Regions from separate parts of the Homo sapiens genome. Here region 1 is linked to region 2. Evidence: read pairs that join two places in POLR2A ChIA-PET (ENCODE). Cell type or tissue: PC-3. All regions are shown on one strand. Each heading gives the region's core, and the rest is flanking DNA. Links, peaks and the distances in the headings are about the cores only.

Region 1 (7,418 bases), core at 2,106-4,605, 630 kb before region 2:
GCTACTTGAGAGGCTGAGGCATGAGAATCCCTTGAACCCGGGAGATGGAGGTTGCAGTGACCTGAGATCATGACACTGCATTCCAGCCTGGGTGACAGAGTGAGACTCCATCTAAAAAAAAAAAAAAAAAAAAAGGAAAGGAAAGAAAAGGATCTGCACATGAATGGGATCTCAGGACTATGGCCTATGTAGGTAAAATAAAGGTGAAAATTATTTCTCTTATTTGGTGTTGCAGGAGGTCAGGGACCCAGAACGGAGGGACCGGCTGGAGCTGTGGCAGAGGAACATAAATTGTGAAGATTTCATGGACATTTATCAGTTCCGAAAATTAATACTCATAATTTCTTATGCCTGTCTTACTTTAATCTCTTAATCCTGTTATCTTCGTAAGCTGAGAATATATGTCACCTCAGGACCACTATTGTACAAACTGATTGTAAAACATGTGTGTTTGAACAATATGAAATCAGTGCACCTTGAAAAAGAACAGAACAACAGCGATTTTAGGGAACAAGGGAAGACAACCATAAGATCTGACTGCCTGTGGGGTCTGGCAGAATAGAGCCATATTTTTCTTCTTGCAGAGAGCCTATAAATGGACGTGCAAGTAGGAGAGATATTGCTAAATTCTTTTCCTAGCAAGGAATATAGTATTAAGACCCTAGGAAAAGAATTGCATTCCTGGGGGGAGGTCTATAAACAGCCACTCTGGGAGTGTCTGTCCTATGTGGTTGAGGTTCTCTGCTCTTGAACCCTGTTTTCTGTTAAGATGTTTATCAAGACAATACATGCACAGCTGAACATAGACCCTCATCAGGAGTTTTTGATTTCGTCCTTTGCTTTGTGATCTTTGCTTTGCCCTTTGCCTTGTGATGTTTATTGGCCTTAGAAGCATATGATCTTTGTTCTCCCTTTTGCCCTTTGATGAAGCATGTGATCTTTGTGACCTACTCCCTGTTCGTACACCCCCTTCCCTTTTAAAGTCCTTAATAAAAACCTGCTGGTTTTGCGGCTCAGGTGGGCATCACGGACCTACCGATATGTGATGTCACCTCTGGTGGCCCAGCTGTAAAATTCCTCTCTTTGTACTCTTTCTCTTTATTTCTCAGACTGGCCGACACTTAGGGAAAATAAAAAGAACCTATGTTGAAATATTGGGGGTGGGGTTCCCCAATAATTCAGTTTTTCTAAAACTGCACTGAACTAAACTAAATTCTCCAGTGAGCATTCTCACAGCCTGTCATTTTCATGGGTTCACTTCCTACATTTTGTTCCTTAAATCTTAGTGACAATGCCTCTTAGAATGGAAGCTGAAACAAACAAAAATTGTTAGGTTGTAGATGTTAGTTCCCTGTTGATACTAATTCTTTTCTCTTCTTCAATTTCTTATTTGATGAGAAAAAGCCCTCTCACATTCTCAAGTTCAATGGTCTTTTCAGCAGAAGGGCACATGCTAGTAAATATAATTTTCTATCTGTGTGTGTCTGAGTTGGTGATAATAACACCTCACATCTGTGGAAGATAAATTATTACTCTCCTTGGAAAAACTCTGACAAAGATTAAGTTTTCTTGAGACTATTACATATTGTTTCACAATTTAAAAAAAAGTTATAAAACTTATCAAAGTATTAAAATAGTGCATTTCTGTTATAATAAAAATAGCTTCTGTATATATGGGTTTCTCATATATATAAATATATATGGGTTTCTCCTAACTCTTCAGGGTAGATATTATTATATTCAGAAATTGTGGATCAGAAAAAAAAAGTAAGTACTTGCCCAAGGTCGCACAGCTATAAAATGGCAGAGCTGGGATATAAGCTATGTCACAATTTGCTCTAAATTATACCATGCCAAGTCCCCTTCAAGCCTTAAATCCCTAAAACCTCATAAATATAGAACTCTCAGGGCTTCTGTAAAAGCCCTATGGTCTAACCTCTTAATTTTACAAACAAAGAAACTGAAACCCAGAGAAGTTAAGTGATTAACCAGGATCACACAGTAATTAGAACTTAGATCTTATGATCCTGGGCCACTGATTGTTTCTGCATGCAAATCTGAAATTTAAAATTTGAGAACTATGAATGAAAAATGTTTAAATGAAAGTTGAAAAACATCCCAACTTTGGATACAGTCTTAATGTAGGAATATTTGCCACCTAATATTGATACTGATATTGTGAAGAGTGGGAAGTGGCAATGGAGTGTGAAGAAGATGAAGGTCTTGACCTTCTTTCCTGAAGGTTGACCTGCTCTAGGAGAGGAAACCAATCATCCCTTCTTTCTTTCTTCATCCTGCGCCAGGACCATGGCATGTGCTGTTCCATCTGCCTGCTATGATTCCCTACCTCTCACTTGGTTAACCATCATTCTTCCTTCAGATCTCAGCTCAGAGCATCACTTCCTCAGGGAGATCTTCCTAGAATTCACTGGCTCCACTTACACTCTGGGCCTGCAGTGTGGAATGACTGCAGTTTCCTGGGTTAACCAGGACCCTGGATCATGGCTCAAGCTGACATCTGCTGGCAATGCCACCTTCCCCATTTATATTTGTGGAGCCACCTTTACTCCACCTTTTTCACCTGGCAGACACCAAATTATCCTTAAGACATAGTTTAATCATTACCTTTCCTTAAGGATGGGGGTGGCCATGATGACTACCATGGCCTCAGAGCTCTTATCACAATGCCACTAGCACTTTGTTGAGTTCACTGCTTTATAGCTCTATCCCCACTGCTAGAATGTGACCAAGTTTTTTATCACTGCATCCAGAGGGGTTTGAATGGTTCTGGGAATAAGAGATATTTGTTAAAGAAATGCTTTTTCAAAAAAAATTAGATCACTGGAAATTATTCAATTCATACTGAAACCCTGATTGGGAACTAGATAGTAAATATTTACAGTTTATCGCAATAGAAAGTTCTTCATTGCTTATGTGGATATATTATAGTTATGATGCAAGTTACTCTGTTTACACTGTACAAAACAAAATTTCCAGTGGTTTGTGAAGCTATATAGTGTCTTTTATATGTCACACTGTAAATATTTGCTGAAGTCATGCAATGGGCTATACACTTGCAGAATTTTAAGAGGTGTTTGGTAATTTTCTGTGCTGTCAAAGAGGGTGAAGTCTAAACTAGGTGTTAGCACTATTAGATTTATTCAGAAAACTTATCTTCCTACCTGTACCAAAATCACCAGCTCCAGGGGCACAGGAAAGCCCTTCTCACACCTGACAGAGCTCCTCAGACTAAAGCTAGAGCCCAGGACACATCCTCTGTGCCTTGGGGCCAGCAATAATGTTCCTGCCCTGCTGCAGTGTGGCCTCCTTCTCCACTGGACCCTGAGACCTCAGGGCTGAGCAGTTCCCTGGTGAAACACATTCTTTCTGTACTAACACCCTTCCCTTTCTAACTACACCATATCAGTTTCCTTTTGGCATTCTATCAAATTACTATAAACATAGGGGCTTAAAAGAGCACAAGTTTATTATCTTACAGTTCTGGAGGTTAGAAATCTGAAGTGAGTCTCACTGGGCTAACATCCAAGGGTAGGCAGGGCTGTGTTCCCTTCTGGAGGCCGTACGGGACAATCAGTTTCCCTGCCTTTCCGGCTTCTAGGGGCTGCCCACATTCTTTGGCTCATGGACTCTTCCTCCATCTTCAAAGCCAGCAACTACAGGTTGAATCCTTCTCACGTTGCTTTACTCTGCCCTCCTTTTCTGCCTCTCTCTTCCAGTTTTAAGGATCACAATGTGATTACATGTGGCCCACCTAAATAATTCATAATAATCTTCTCATCTCAAGGTCCTTTACTTAATATCGGTGAAGTCCATTTTGCTAAGGTAACATATATACAGAGTCTGGTGTTTAAGATACGGACATCTTTATGGGGAAGATGGGCATTATTCTGCCTCCCACATCCACCATTTCCATGATTATTGCCATTTTCATTCAGATATATACAGCAATTTGATTATTCTCCAATAAAGTCATTAATTTAATAGATATTTATTGATTACTTTGGCTATAAAGATGAGTTAAAATATATATGTTTACATCTAATATAAAATATACAGAGCCAAGCAAACAGTTGTAAAACCATGTGAAAACTGTCATCTGAAAAGAATTTCAGGGTATTAAGAGATCAGAGAGGAAATAGTGCTCAAGTCATCTCTGAATGAGACTGGAGATTGGAAATTGACTAGAAGGCACCTGGCAGGGGGAGCTTGGAGACAATCTTGAAGAATGTCTGAGAATTTTCCAAATAGACAATAGAGAATAGAAGGGGCTAGATAGAGAGAACAGCATATGTGAAGGCTCTAGACTGTGAGAAAGTATGTGGGCTTTGGGAACTGTGGTTAACTTGGTGTCACTAGAGCACTGCTGTCCTGTCGCACTTACAGTGATGATGCAACTATTCTGTGTCTGTGCTGTCATCACCGTCGCCACTGACCACATGTGGCTATTCAGCACTTGAGATGTGGTTAGTTGACAATGGGACTGAATATTTTCTTTTGTTTTATTGTAATTAATTTAAATCTAAATAGCCACATGTGGCTAGTGACTACCATATTGTCAGCACAGCTGTAGGGCATAGAGTACCTCTGAGTGGGTGATGGGAGAGATGAAGCTGGAGAGGTGAATGGGGGTTGGATTATGCCAGGCTTTTGTTTGTTTGTTTGTTTGTTGTGCAGGGAGTTTTGCATTTGTCCCCTGGAGATGTGATTTTCAGGCTGTGTTCCATGGTCATTTGTTCTGTACAGGTTATCCAGGGCTGCTGCTGGGGCTGGCAGTGGGGTGGGAAAGGGTCAGGAAGACTGAGTGGCTGGGTGGAAGTCTGCTCCCCGCTCCCCATAAACCCATCTCATGAGTTCCCTTCAGCTGAGCAGCTCCTATGACATCAGTTTAATATATTGGGCTTTTGTTGTATTGTATTATTGAGAGAAAATGACTGCGTTGCAGGATGGTGAGAAATAAATGATAGAGATTTGCATTTCTCGTATGTCACTCTGGCTAGAGGTCAGCTCAAGGCCGTGAGGAAGAGACTGGAGAGACAAGAGAAAAGAAGTGAGTCTGTCTTAATAGTCCCAACAACAGACCATTGGCTATCCAAATCGTCAGTACACCAGAGAATAGCTTTCAGGTGACCTGCGGACTTTCAACATGAAAAATTCAATCCAGAGTCCTGGGTGGGGCTCACGAGTCTGCATTTTTAACAACTCACCAAGTTATTCTTATGTGCCCTAGAATTGGAAACCCATGTATCTCAAGATTTTTTGCACAAACTGCAGCCTGTAGGATAAGAGAGAAACTTAGATCAGAGTAGAGGTTTTGCGACTCTAAGAACCAAAATGATTTCAGATGCCTGGTCATCCTCAACCTGGTGGACACGCCTTCATTCACTGGAGAAGCAGCAGCAGGGCTTGCTTCGAGTCCAGGGAAGCAAGAAAACAGATCTGATCCCCCTGTGGAGTGTGGAGTAGGGGCACTGCCCTTGATGGTGGGAGTGAAACCAACTTGTTTGCAGGTAAGCACATGAGAGACAGCCCTGGAAGCACTCAGGGGTGATGAACTTGACATGGAAGCAGAAATCCTGCAAAGCCTGAGGTGGAAAGTTGCCAAGGAAGTATGCATCATGATTGTTAATGTGCCTTTGTCTTAGTCCATTCCTGCTGCTATAATAAAATACCTTAGGCTGGGTGCAGTGGCTCATGCCTGTAATCCCAGTACACTGGCAGGCCAAGGCAGGTGGAACACCTGAGGCCAGGAGTTTGAGACCAGCCTAGCCAACATGGTGAAACTCTGCCTCTAGTAAAAAAAAAAAAAAAAAATTAGCTGGGCTTGGTGGTGCATACCTGTAATCCCAGCTACTCAGGAGACTGAGGCAAGAGAATTGCTTGAACCCGGGAGGTGGTGGCTGCAATGAGCCGAGATGGCACCGCTGCACTCCAGCCTAGGCAACAGAGCGAGACGCTGTCTCAAACAAAAACAAAAACAAACCTCAGACTGGGTAACTTATAATCAATGGAAATTTATTTCTCACAGTTCCAGAGACCGGGAAGTCCAATTTCAAAGTGCCAGCAGGTTTGGTGTCTGGTGAGGCTTGTACCTTCTTGCTGTGGTGGAGCCCTCATGACTTAATCACCATCTAAATGCCCCACCTTCTAATATGGTTGCACTGGAGAATAAATTGCAACATTAAATTTGGAGGGACACAAACATTCAAACTATAGCTGACTTCATCTACATCTCCAGCTGGTGAGGTCTGGAAGAAGTCAGGTTACACATACAGATGAGAAAGCTGAGGGTCAGAAAGTGGAGGTCTGTTGTATGAAAGGAAAATAAAAACCTGGGACCCCAATTCAGTACGCCAAGGGGAAAAATTAAGCTGAAAGCTGACTCATGCAAGCACCTGCCATTCCTTTTGTTCCTAAGCAGATAGCTACGATAAAATATTAAATATCTTCACTCTGTGTTTGAGGCAGGAGAATAGGGTCTGGAGGCAGGGAACCTAATGACTTCCTAGACGTAAATCAAGTGGAAATGCTTCAGCTATGACAGGAAATATTCTCTCCATTTACATAGGGCATACACTGAGTAAATGACTTTGTAACTTCACTTCATCCCCTTCGTTTCCATAGGGCATATACCAAGTAACGAATAAAAACCTCTAAAGGGTATTTAAACCCCAGAATATTCTGTAACGGGGCTCTTGAGCCCCTATGCTCAGACCCGCTCCCACACTGTGGAGTGTAGTTTCATTTTCAGTAAATCTCTGCTTTTGTTGCTTCATTCTTTCCTTGCTTTATTTGTGAGTTTTGTCCAACTCTTTGTTCCTGGACACCTTCCACTGGTAACATGTTCACCTTATCTTGTGTAAAGTGTGGATCCACTGAGGGCAAGACAAATACATAATTGACTATTCCCCTACCTGATCCTTTTGTCTTGCAATATGTGAGTTCAGTCACATGCCCATACCCTCTCTATTCCTTCTCCAGCTTGCTTTTCCTGGTTAAATTATTGAAGCCCTTAAAATCATCTTTGGAGAAAGGCACAGACCTGTCTCCTGGGTGCATCCTCAACCTTGGCAAAAAAAACTTCTAAATGGATTGTGACTTGTTTCAGATACTTTTTGGTTTACCGTTGTTATATGTTATCTAAGCTAACTCAGCTCTTTAGCGGAATTCTAACCCAGGTATGCCTAAATTCAAAATGTGAGGTTTTTCTGCATTATAGTGAATGACGGATATCAAGGCTTTTCTGATGACTTTGAAAAATAGTTGGATAGGCCAGACACAGTGGCTCACACCTGTAATCCCAGCACTTTGGGAGCCCCAGGCAGGTGGATCCCAAGGTCACGAGTTTGAGACCAGCCTGGTCAACATGGTGAAAACCCATCTGTATCAAAAACACAAAA
Region 2 (7,418 bases), core at 1,597-4,096:
AATATACCCTTACATTATGTATGAGGGATTTTTTTAAATTATATTGAAATGCTGCCCTAGAAGTACAATAGGAAGGCTAAATAATAATAACCTGTTTTCTGGTTGTTGTTGGGGCATGAGCTTGTGTATACACTGCTTGCATAAACTCAACCAGCTGCCTTTTTAAAGGGAGCTCTAGTCCTTTTTGTGTAATTCACTTTATTTATTTTATTACAAACTTCAAGATTATTTAAGTGAAGATATTTCTTCAGCTCTGGGGAAAATGCCACAGTGTTCTCCTGAGAGAACATCCTTGCTTTGAGTCAGGCTGTGGGCAAGTTCCTGACCACAGGGAGTAAATTGGCCTCTTTGATACACTTTTGCTTGCCTCCCCAGGAAAGAAGGAATTGCATCCAAGGTATACATACATATTCATCGATGTTTCGTGCTTCTCCTTATGAAACTCCAGCTATGTAATAAAAAACTATACTCTGTGTTCTGTTAATGCCTCTGAGTGTCCTACCTCCTTGGAGATGAGATAGGGAAGGAGCAGGGATGAGACTGGCAATGGTCACAGGGAAAGATGTGGCCTTTTGTGATGGTTTTATTTTCTGTTAACACTGTGTCCTGGGGGGGCTGGGAAGTCCCCTGCATCCCATGGTACCCTGGTATTGGGACAGCAAAAGCCAGTAACCATGAGTATGAGGAAATCTCTTTCTGTTGCTGGCTTACAGTTTCTCTGTGTGCTTTGTGGTTGCTGTCATATTTGCTCTAGAAGAAAAAAAAAAAAGGAGGGGAAATGCATTTTCCCCAGAGATAAAGGCTGCCATTTTGGGGGTCTGTACTTATGGCCTGAAAATATTTGTGATCCATAACTCTACACAGCCTTTACTCATACTATTAGGCACACTTTCCCCTTAGAGCCCCCTAAGTTTTTCCCAGACGAATCTTTATAATTTCTTTCCAAAGATACCAAATAAACTTCAGTGTTTTCATCTAATTCTCTTAAAGTTGATATCTTAATATTTTGTGTTGATCATTATTTCCATTCTTAATGTGAAAAAAAGTAATTATTTATACTTATTATAAAAAGTATTTGAAATTTGCACATTTAATTGTCCCTAATAGAAAGCCACCTATTCTTTGTTGGATTTCTTCAAGTTTTTCTAAATAAATGTAACTTTTCACAAGAGTCAACATTAAAAAATAAATTATTTAAGAACAGATTGTGATGTTTTCAATTGATGAATGCTGAAAGAAAAAGAAAGGCTTGGATATTAAGACTGTGCTTCCTAAGCAGCTTTATTTTGAGGTGCACCTGAGCAATGCACACATCTCTCATCCATGGTAGCAAGGCAGCTTTTCATAAATAATAACTGTATGAGGTCCAGGCCCAGTCCTCAAGCACAAGCCCCCGCTTGACAATGAAGACACTCTTCCTCTGATGGGAAGAGGAAAGGGATGCTAGGACCCTGTGGCCCTTTTAAGCTTCCTGCCCTAAACTTTTATAAAGTGAAGAAAGAGAAAACAAGAGGGAGGAGGAGGGAAAGACAGGAAAGAGAGAAGTAGGCAGGCAGGAAGGAAGACTGATGTAAGATCTCCTGGGTCAGACAAAGCAGAGGAGGCAGCGTGGCTGTGCTGGCTGCCAGAACCAGGAAATTAAAAAATAACACATTCCTCCATGCGCAAGCCTTCATCCCCACCTCCCATCCAGTACAAATGGACTCACAGACGACTGATTCAGCAGGACTGCGCAGCTCCCAGAATCTACTTTTTTAAGCTCCTCGGGTGATCTGGATGATCAGCCAGATTTTAGAATCACACTTTAAAAAATATATTTATAATTTTTTTTTAACTTTTTAAAAGTAGAAAACTTTAATAAGAAAGTGACAAGTACTATAAAGAGCCACTCTATAGCCATCCTCCAGTTTCAATAATTACCAACGTTCTGCCCAATTTGTTTCATCTATCACATCCTCTTTTTTGTTTTTCCTGGACTACTTGAAAGCAAATCCCAGATATTGTGTCTTCATACCCATAAATATTTCAGTGTGCACCTCTAATTGAATAGAATATGTCCTTTTAACATAACCACCATTATCAGAGCCAGCTAAATTATTTTATTCTTTAATATCCAAATTCCAAGTATGTATTCTAATTTCTCAGTTTATCCACCATACAAGACAAAGTCTTATTGCTTTCGTTTAGTAAGGATCTTTTCTTTTTTTTTTAATGTTTAGCAATATTTATTAGGACGTATACCTACCTTATGATCCAAAAATTCCAATCCTAGGTATACACTCAATGGTATACACTCTACTCCTAGCTATACACCCATAAAACAGAAATGCATGCATATGTTCACCAAAATATGGTACTAAAATGTTCATCTCAGCAGTATTCATAATAGCTCCAAACTACAAACGATCCAAATGTTCATTAACAGGAGAAAAGAGAAATATATTGTGGTATATTCATATAATGGATTATCATATAGCAGTAAGAGTGAATAGGCACCTGTAGTTCCAGCTACTCAGGAGGCTGAGGTGGGAGAACTGCTTAAGGCTACAGTGAGTTATAAGGCTCTATTTATTTATTTATTTATTTTTGAGACAGAGTCTTTTTTAAATTTTTTTTTATTATACTTTAAGTTCTGGGATACATGTGTAGAACGTTCAGGTTTGTTACATAGGTATACATGTGCCATAGTGGTTTGCTGCACCCATCAACCCATCATCTACATTAGGTATTTCTACTAATGCTGTGCCTCTCCTAGCCCCCCTACCCCGTGACAGGCCCCAGTGTGTGATGTTCCCTTCCCTGTGTCCATGTGTTCTCATTGTTCAACTCCCACTTATAAGTGAGAACATGCAGTGTCTGGTTTTCTGTTCCTGTGTTAGTTTGCTGAGAATGATGGTTTCCAGCTTCATCCATGGCTTTGCAAAGGACATGAACTCATCCTTTTTTATGGCTGCATAGTATTCCATGGTGTATATGTGCCACATTTTCTTTATCCAGTCTATCATTGATGGGCATTTGGTTGGTTCCAAGTCTTTGCTATTGTGAATAGTGCCCCAATAAACATACATCATACATGTGCATGTGTCTTTATAGTAGCATGATTTATAATCCTTTGGGTATATACCCAGTAATGGGATTACTGGGTCAAGTCGTATTTCTGGTTCTAGATCCTTGAGGAATTGCCACACTGTCTTCTACAATGATTGAACTAATTTACACTCTCACCAACAGTGTAAAAGCATTCCTATTTCTCCACATGCTCTCCAGCTTGTGATGTTTCCTTTTTTTTTTTTTTTTTTTAGATGGAGTCTCACTCTGCTGTCACCCAGGCTGGAGTGCAGTGGTGTGATCTCAGCTCACTGCAACCTCCATCTCCCGGGGTCCAAGCGATTCTCCTGCTTCAGCCTCCTGAGTAGCTGGCACTACAGGCACCCGCCACCATGCCTAGCTAATTTTTATATTTTTAGTAGAGACGGGGTTTCACCATATTGGCCAGGCTGCTTTCGAACTCCTGACTTTATGATCCACCTGCCTGGACCTCCCAAAGTGCTGGGATTACAGGCATGAACCACCATGCCCGGCATTTCCTGACTTTTTAATGATCGCCATTGTAACTGGCATGAGATGGTATCTCATTGTGGTTTTGATTTGCGTTTCTCTAGTGACCAGTGATGATGAACTTTTTCTCATATGTTTTTTGGCCGCATAAATGTCTTCTTTTGAGAAATGTCTGTTCATATCCTTCACCCACTTTTTGATGTTTTTTTTTTTTCTTGTAAATTAGTTTAAGTTCTTCGTAGATTCTGGATATTAGCCCATTGTCAGATGAGTAGATTGCAAAAATTTTCTCCCATTCTGTAGGTTGCCTGTTCACTCTGATGATAGTTTCTTTTGCTGTGCAGAAGCTCTTTAGTTTAATTAGATTCCATATGTCAATTTTGGCTTTTGTTGCCATTGCTTTTGGTGTTTTAATCATGAAGTCTTTGCCCATGCCTATGTCCTCAATGGTATTGCCTACGTTTTCTTCTAGGGTTTTTATGGTTTTAGGTCTTACAGTTAAGTCTTTAATCCATCTTGAGTTAATTTTTGTATAAGGTGTAAGGAAGGGGTTCACTTTCAGTTTTCTGCATATGGCTAGCCAGTTTTCCCAGCACCATTTATTAAATAGGGAATCCTTTCCCCATTTCTTGTTTTTGTCAGGTTTGTCAAAGATCACATGGTTGTAGATGTGTGGTGTTATTTCTGAGGCCTCTATTCTGTTCCGTTGGTCTATATATCTGTTTTGGTACCAGTGCCATGCTGTTTTGGTTACTGTAGCCTTGTAGTATAGTTTGAAGTCAGGTAGCATGATGCCTCCAGCTTTGCTCTTTTTGCTTAGGATTATCTTGGCTATATGCGTTCTTTTTTGGTTCCATATGAAATTTAAAGTAGAACCACCATGCTCAGAATTTCCTGACTTTTTAATGATCGCCATTGTAACTGCCATAAGATGGTATCTCATTGTGGTTTTGATTTGCATTTCTCTAGTGACCAATGATGATGAGTTTTTTCTCATATGTTTGTTGACTGCATAAATGTCTTCCTTTGAGAAATGTCTGTTCATATCCTTCACCCAATTTTTGATGGGGTTTTTTTTTCTTGTAAATTTGTTTAAGTTCTTTGTAGATTCTGGATATTAGCCCGTTGTCAGATGAGTAGATTGCAAAAATTTTCTCCCATTCTGTAGGTTACCTGTTCACTCTGATGATAGTTTCTTTTGCTGTGCAGAAGCTCAGAATTTTTCTAATTCTGTGAAGTAAGTCAATGGTAGCTTAATAGGGACAGCATTGAATCTATAAATTACTTTGGGCAGTATGGCCATTTTCACAATATTGATTCTTCTTATCCATGAGCATGAAATGTTTTTCCATTTGTTTGTGTCCTCTCTGATTTCCTTGAGCAGTGGTTTGTAGTTCTCCTTGAAGAGGTCCTTCACATCCCTTGTAAGTTGTATTCCTAGGTATTTTATTCTTTTTGTAGCAATTGTGAATAGGAGTTCACTTATGATTTGGCTCTCTGTTTGTCTATTATTGGTGTATAGGAATGTTTGTGATTTTTGCACATTGATTTTGTATCCTGAGACTTTGCTGAAGTTGCTTATCAGCTTAAGGAGATTTTGGGCTGAGACGATGGGGTTTTCTAAATATACAATCATGTCATCTGCAAACAGAGACAATTTGACTTCTTCTCTTCCTATTCGAATACTCTTTATTTCTTTCTCTTGCTTGATTGCCCTGGCCAGAACTTCCAACACCATGTTGAATAGGAGTGGTGAGAGAAGGCATCCGTGTCTTGTGCTCATTTTCAAAGGAAATGCTTCCAGCTTTTGCCCATTCAGTATATTAGCTATGGATTTGTTATAAATAGCTCTTATTATTTTGAGATATGTTCCATCAATACCTAGTTTGTTGAGAGTTTTTAGCATGAAGGGGTGTTGAATTTTGTTGAAGGCCTTTTCTGCATCTGTTGAGATAATCATGTGGTTTTTGTCATTGGTTCTGTTTATGTGATGGATTACATTTATTGATTTGCATATGTTGAACCAGCCTTGCATCCTAGGGATGAAGCCAACTTGATCGTGGTGGGTAAGCTTTTTGATGTGCTGCTGGATTCAGTTTGCCAGTATTTTATTGAGGGTTTTTGCATTGTTGTTCATCAGGGATATTGGCCTGAAATTTTCTTTTTTGGTTATGTCTCTGCCAGCTTTTGGTATCAGGATGATGCTGGCCTTAAAATAAGTTAGGGAGGAGTCCCCTTTTTCTATTGTTTGGAATAGTTTCAGAAGGAATGGTACCAGCTCCTCTTTGTACCTCTGGTAGAATTCGGTGGTGAATCCTCCTGGTCCTGGGCTTTTTTTTGGTTGATAGGCTATTAATTACTCCCTCAATTTTAGAACTTGTTATTGGTCTATTCAGGGATTCCACTTCTTCCTGGTTTAGTCTGGGGTGGGTGTATGTGTCCAAGAATTTATCCATTTCTTCTAGATTTCCTAGTTTATTTGCATAGAGGTGTTTATAGTATTCTCTGATGGTAGTTTGTATTTCTGTGGGACCAGTGGTGATATCCCCTTTATCCTGTTTTATTGTGTCTATTTGATTCTTCTCTCTTTTTTTCTTTATTAGTCTGGCTAGCAGTCTATCTATTTTGTTAATATTTAAAAAAAAAATAAGCTCCTGGATTTATTGATTTTTTGAAGGGTTTTTCATGTCTCTATCTCCTTCAGTTCTGCTCTGATCTTAGTTATTTCTTGTCTTCTGCTAGCTTTTGAATTTGTTTGTTCTTGCTTCTCTAGCTCTTTTAATTGTGATGTTAGGGTGTTGATTTTAGATCTTTCCTGCTTTCTCCTGTGAGCATTTAGTGCTATAAATTTCCCTCTAAACACTGCTTTAGCTGTGTCCCAGAGATTCTGGTACATTGTGTCTTTGTTCTCACTGGTTTCAAATAACTTATTTATTTCTACCTTAATTTTGTTATTTATCCAGTGGTTATTCAGGTGCAAGTTGTTCCGTTTCCATGTAGTTGTGTGGTTTTGAGTGAGTTTCTTAATCTTGAGTTCTAATTTGATTGCATTGTTGTCTGAGAGACTGTTTGCTATGATTTCTGTTCTTCTGCATTTGCTGAGGAGTGTTTTACTTCCAATTATGTGGTCAATTTTAGAATAACTACAATGTGGTGCTGAGAAGAATGTATAGTCTGTTGATTTGGGGTGGAGAGTTCTGTAGATGTCTGCTAGGTCCACTTGGTCCAGAGCTGAGTTCAGGTTTTGAATATACTTGTTAATTTTCTGTCTCATTGTTCTGTCTAATATTGACAGTGGGGTGTTAAAGTCTCCCACTATTATTGTGTAGGAGTCTAAGTCTCTTTGTAGGTCTCTAAGAACTTGCTTTATGAATCTGGGTGCTCCTGTATTGGGTACATATATATTTAGGGTAGTAAACTCTTGTTGCATTAATCCCTTTACCATTATGTAATGCCCTTCTTTGTCTTTTATGATCGTTGTTGGTTTAAAGTCTGTTTTATCAGAGACTAGGATTGCAACCCTTGGTTTTTTTTTTGTTTTGTTTTGTTTTTTGTTTTTTTGCTTTCCATTTGCTTGGTAAATCTTCCTCCATCCCTTTATTTTGAGCCTATGTGTGCCTTTGCACATGCAATGGGCCTCCTGAATACAGCACACTGATGGGTCTTGACTCTTTATCCAATTTGCCGGTTTTTAATTGGAACATTTAGCCTGTTTACATTTAAGGTTAATATCGTTATGTGTGAATTTGATTCTGTCATTATGATGCCAGCTGGTTATTTTGCCTGTTAGTTGATAGAGTTTCTTCGTAGTGTCGATGGTCTTCACAATTTGGTATGTTTTTGCAGTGGCTGGTCCTGGT

The links. Peaks named below come from ENCODE experiments on the same cell type or tissue, not always from the same donor. Only the 100,000 strongest peaks of a DNase experiment are listed, where the experiment ranks them.
Region 1: POLR2A ChIA-PET joins it to region 2 with 18 read pairs; 2 of 35 experiments call an interaction of 5 or more read pairs at or near these places.

Annotation. Positions count from the first base shown.
Region 1 is chr6:137,253,910-137,261,327 of GRCh38, forward strand. No RefSeq gene overlaps it. Among named protein-coding and RNA genes, the nearest start is that of IFNGR1, 38 kb to the left of the region's middle. In PC-3, for the core only: no CTCF peak of the experiment used is centred there; no DNase peak of the experiment used is centred there; H3K27ac peaks cover 1,215 bases.
Region 2 is chr6:137,882,110-137,889,527 of GRCh38, forward strand. It overlaps TNFAIP3 (TNF alpha induced protein 3), which reads left to right. Exons shown (of 9, transcript NM_001270508.2): 9 at 1-1,203. Among named protein-coding and RNA genes, the nearest start is that of WAKMAR2, 18 kb to the left of the region's middle. In PC-3, for the core only: no CTCF peak of the experiment used is centred there; no DNase peak of the experiment used is centred there.